Linked DNA regions of Homo sapiens: region 1 is linked to region 2. Evidence: chromatin loops called from intact Hi-C (ENCODE). Cell type or tissue: mesothelial cell of epicardium. All regions are shown on one strand. Each heading gives the region's core, and the rest is flanking DNA. Links, peaks and the distances in the headings are about the cores only.

Region 1 (2,834 bases), core at 237-2,736, 300 kb after region 2:
CAGCCTGGGCGACAGAGCGAGACTCCGTCTCAAAAAAAAAAAAAAAAAAAAAAAAAAAAAAAAAAAAAAAAAAAAAAGGAAAAATACAGTGTTATTATCCTATGGGACCATCTTCATATGTATATGCAGTTTGTTGTTGACCAAAATGTTGTTTTGCAGCATGTGCCTCTACACGCACAAGATTTTTGGTAAAAATGTGAACTAAATTTAATTTACAAAGTGTTTCAGGAGATTATAAGAACAGGGTAAAATTTTTAAGACTAGCATGATTCTCTATTGGAGTTTACATTCAAATCCTTTTCAGTGAGGTTTGGCATCGCTGAGGACATTATCCTGAAAGTCTTAGGAAGTGCTTTGAGAAACAGTGTTTTCCACCTTGCCAGTAAGAAAAGACAAATTGAAATAACCTCAGATTAACCTTTCAGCAAACTTTTACAGTGTTCAGATAAATAACATTAAGTACAGATTCAGCTGAACAATATAAACCTTTCTCCTCGCTTTAATATGTGTCCTAAGACATAGTGGTGACTACAGGTAGCTGGCTTTATAGTAGAATAATTCACCATTCATAATGCCAAAGGTAAAGCTTTGATTACAAGTGATCATTCCCCCTAAAAAGAAACTTGCCATGGGTGTCAATGTACATTAAAGAGTTTTATAACTGAATAACTGGAACATAAACCCAAACTAGTACTCTTATTCAAAATGCCATGATAACAATGAATACAGTATTCTAGACATGAAGTACGTGCTGGTTGTGTATCAAACCAGCATTTACTGAGCCACAGGCTTCAGGTCAAGGAGAAGCCTTGTGTAAGCTCTAAACATAGTCCTGACTGGGTTCAAATGCTAGCTCTACCAGCTATATAATCCGAATCAATTAAAATACCTAATTTTTATAAAATGAGGGAAAATAACACCTACCTCATAAAACAAATAAAAAGTATAAATAAAGCACCAGTAAATGCTGGGAACCAATAGTGGCAGATATTGTTGCAATAATCACAGTGAGTTTTCTTCAGTAGGTTATACATTAATTAAAGCATAATTAACAAAACTGATACATGCTTCTCTACTCAGCTTGGAAATCCTGATAGCAACTAAAACTCAATACATCAAAAGCAAAATTAATGGTTTCTTCCCCAGAAACATTCTTAGTTAAGATTTATTATTTATTTTTGTTGTTGCCACTTTTAATTATTATTTTTTTCATTTCCTGATGGTACCACCATTTCTTTTACCACAACTCTCAAATAGAAATGAAACATAAATCATAACAGAATGCTGTCCTAATCTTTGATGAATGGTGAAATGGAAATCCAAAAAAAGGATATAAAAATCCCAAAGGATTATTATGGTGGGAAAAGTTAGAGAAAACAAAACTATAAACATATAATAAATTTAAAATAAATAGAAACTTAAACATGCCTTACTAGAGGAATTCCATAAAAGAACCATTCAGGCAAAGGATTTTGGTTGGATTTATAATTTCTCTACAGCTGATGACATAAATTGAACTGCATAAGCATGTTGAACCACAGTATCATTTGCTGCAGTTGAAGCACTCAATAGTTATCACTAAAGCTGTTATACTTCTTACGTCAAACGTCCAAGGCAAGATTCTAGGCTTTAACATCTGGGTACTTGCTGGTATTTTAGAGGACTTGACCTTCCTATTAAGTGCACTGGAGTGAAACTATGTAGATAGCTGGCAGATGTCTGACAAGGTCCTCACTATCCACCCCTACCACACAGATTTATTACATACCACCAGACAAGTCTTAACCAGGACCTTATAAAATCCCTTCTCAATGATCTACCCCTTATATTTGACATTGCAATATCCTCTATTTGGAAACAGACTAACAGTATTTGTCATAATTCTTTTTAAATTTTCTGTGAGTCACCAAGAGAATTTTAATGAAAAAAAGGAAGGTTAAGGTATGAAGAAAGCCTAGTTTCATTAATGTAAGAAGAGCTATTCTCTTTATTACATTAAGTAGTAGCAATACATATTTTAACTTCGTTCAGGTGATCTATGGTAAGACAGACCATATAGACGCAACAAGTAAAAAATGCTCTAACTAGATTTTTTTTTTTTTTAAGACAGGGTCTTGGTCTGTCACCTAGGCTGGAATGCAGTGGGCAATCACACACTGCAGCCTCTAACTCCTGGCCTCAAGCAATCTCACCTCAGCTTCTTGAGCAGTTGGGACTATAGGTGCATGATTTTTTAAGTTTTTTATTTTATTTTATTTTATTTTGTTTTGCAGAGACGAGGTCTTACTCTGTTGACCAGGACGGTCATGAACTCCTGGCCTCGAGTGATCCTCCTACCTTGGCCTCCCAAAGTTGCTGGGATTACAGGCAAGAACCACCATACCCAGCCTAAACGTATTTTTGAAATCACTCATTACCATCAAAAAAAAAAAAAATCTTGCTTATGCAAGGACAATTACTGCTCAGATTGGTCTGTTAGTATGCTTCATTGACCAGCAATGACACACACTAAGAAACTGAAGGGGCAATCAAAATAATTATAATTTAGAAATTCAAAACTTTATCTTAGAAAATACGAATTTTATAGACATATTATACATAAACACACATTATATGTTAAAGTCATCCACAAAAAGCATGCCAAAGGTTACATAATTTTTTTCTCTTTATTAGTTTTCTTCTCTCACACAACTAGAATTTGAAGCCTCTCCTTAGACTGTGTGTTTCCTGTAGTTCACAACCATGTATCATTCACCTTTCATCCCTGACATCTTCCAAGGTGACTGATAAGTATCAGGTGCCTCAAAATAATGGTTATACTAATTGATCAGCTA
Region 2 (2,834 bases), core at 78-2,577:
CCTTTACAACAATCCAAATTATTTTAAACTCATTTTTAACTTAACTTTCCACAAACAATATATTTTCCATATTTTCTAAAGGTCTATTGGGGGAGCCAGAGTCTGTGTAATATGCTCAGTCCATCATCTTGAAACAATTCCAAAAAAACATATCTTCATTTTCTAAACTCCTAATTTATCTACTTTTCATATGGCATTTGCCACTCTCTACCTTGTGCTTCAATTATCTGAGCCATTGTCCTCTCTCCCCTACTAGCTCCTATAGTGACAAGTAGACATGGCCATAGAGATGCAAGGTGAGCAGTTGTGTTTATTAAACCTTCATTACGTTCAAGAAACATCACATATATTATGTAGCTTAAGTGTTTTATAAAACATTAAATTAGTATTAATGTTGTTTTGTTACACAGATGAGAAAACTGAAGCCCAGAGAAATTATAGTACATTACTTTGTGTTTCTCTGATTTCAATGCTCTAAATCTTTCCACGAGGCAGAGACTGGATTTATTTTTGAATCCTCCACAGAGCTGAGCATAAATCTTCATCCATAGAAATTCTCAATAAATGAAAGAAGGTAAACATCTTGATGATACTCTTACTTTATACATCAAATAACACTTGTCACCTGTGTTCTCTGGAAAGTTGGAAACTTATTTTTATAAATGGCTATGCTGTGATCACACACACACAAAAAACATTTTTTTTTAAAAAAAAATGTATCTAGAGTGCAGGATGAATAAGGTTAAAGCACATTAGCAATGCTTGAATACTTGAAAGAGTCAGAACTTTAAATATTTCCTTTTAATTATGTATTTAACCTATATATATATAAATGTAAACAAATAAAGAAATAATCTTTATCCTTACCGACTATAACTCACTTATAATCTAAAATACAGTGGAATTGATTTGTTTTGATTGAGAAATTCAGTTAGTTAACAAAGGCTGATTTCACACCTGTTGTGTGGTCTACAGTGTAGACTCTGCTACTTGAAGACTAAGAAAAGACTTTCTAAACATGCATGTTGCTAGTAAACACTACCTTCTAACACCTTTACCAAACAGATGACTGCATGGGCCTTTAAAATATACAAATTATGTTCAAATGAATAAACACCACAGAATTAACCTATTTTAGTAAAACAGGTTTATTCTACACAAACATTTTATATCTGCTGTAATAAATCATACTTTATGCCAGCTGACATGTTGTGAGCTGCCTACGGGGAGCCCACATGGCAAGTACCAGAAGGAGGACCCTGGCCAGCAGCCAGCAAGAGACTGAGGCCCTCAGAACAACAGCCTGTGAGGAACTGAAGCCTGACAACCACCAAGAATGAGTTTGGAAGGATCCTCTCCCAGTTACGTCTTCAGATAAGACTGAAGCTCCTGCCAACACTTAAACTGCAGCACTATAAGAAACTTTGAGGCAGAAAACCCAGCGAGGTAGGTGTGCTCTGATTCTTAACTCAGAGAAATGATCTGATCAGAAATATTCATTTTTTTCAAACCAGTAAGATTTGATGTAATGTGTTGCACACCAAAACAGTCTGTACTGACTGTAATACAGTTGGTAACAGAAAATAACTGAACAGGGGCAAAAATAAATATCCTCTTTCAAACAATGATTCATAAAACTGTTTGCAAAATACATACACACCCACGAACACACATACACACACACAAACACACCACAGTAGAGTGATTAAGAGCATAAATTCTGGAGCCAAAATGCTAGGTATAAACCCCAGTCCTGCTACATACAGCTGTGTGTCCTGGTAAAGATGTTTTAACCCCTCTCTGTTTCCTCATCTACAAAATAGAAAAAGCAACAGCAACATTTTCTCTGATTTGTAGTAAGGATCAATGTGCTTAGAACATGACCGTACACTGTAATCACAATATAAATGTGAGCCATTCCCATTATTTTGGCAGCTAGTATTGTGCCTGCCATATAACTCTTGGTCAATAAACATACATGTCCCCCTACAGTCACATTTGATCAACCTAACATAATTGATTCCCTGAGAAGCAATTAGTTCTGAAGCTAAAGCATATCCCATGGTCTAAACTCAATATACCTTTGAGTAGAATTCTGAATTGAATTTTTTTATTGAAACTTCTGCTCACACCAGTTGAGAGCTTAATTTTATCATCTAGGCAATCTGAGCAGGTGGCTGATTTCTGAAGCAGCCTTTCTACAAAATCAATGAAGCAAAAGAAAGGAGTGAGAAGACTCACGAGAAAACACTCATAAGAAAATAAGATTTAGAGTTTATGTAAAGCAGCCTTCTTCCAAAACAGGATTATTGGTAGGGTGGGAACAAAAGTAGGAAAGAGTAGAATCAGGTCAATGAAATTTTTATGTGTTGTATACTGACATTTTTACCAGAAATTTTTTTTAACGCAAAGCAGGGCATGCTTTTCATTGACTTTTCCTCCATCACTCTCATTGTTTCCTCTTCTTAATGAGAAAACAACTATTGCACTGCACAAATATCAGCCTAGATGGGGATGGAGACCCATCGAAAGGTGGAAATGCTTCTTAAGCCTTAGAGAAGCATCCACAAGGACCAAGCTCAGGGTAGACTCTTATCTAAACCTTGTGGGTGTGTGAATTTCAAGCCACAAGTCTTGTGAGAACAGATTGAGGCACCGCATTCCTGGTATTCCTCTCCAGTGGGACCAGAAATACCCAGGGTGAAAGTTTCTCATGTGCTTCTTGCCAAAATACTACACTCCAAACTCCCACAGTACTCCCTTCTGCAATGAATTCTAATTTGTTTCAAAAATAAATCTAGTGCTTACATGGGGGGAAAAAAAAACTCCTCTCT

The links. Peaks named below come from ENCODE experiments on the same cell type or tissue, not always from the same donor. Only the 100,000 strongest peaks of a DNase experiment are listed, where the experiment ranks them.
Region 1: a loop joins it to region 2, with 21 times the contacts of the local background. A loop is called at or near these places in 1 of 110 quality-filtered maps.

The regions. Positions count from the first base shown.
Region 1 is chr4:156,891,249-156,894,082 of GRCh38, forward strand. All of the region lies in intron 1 of PDGFC (platelet derived growth factor C), which reads right to left. Among named protein-coding and RNA genes, the nearest start is that of PDGFC, 79 kb to the right of the region's middle. In mesothelial cell of epicardium, for the core only: no CTCF peak of the experiment used is centred there; no DNase peak of the experiment used is centred there.
Region 2 is chr4:156,593,577-156,596,410 of GRCh38, forward strand. No RefSeq gene overlaps it. Among named protein-coding and RNA genes, the nearest start is that of LINC02272, 48 kb to the right of the region's middle. In mesothelial cell of epicardium, for the core only: a CTCF peak has its summit at 247; a DNase peak (open chromatin) is centred at 1,271.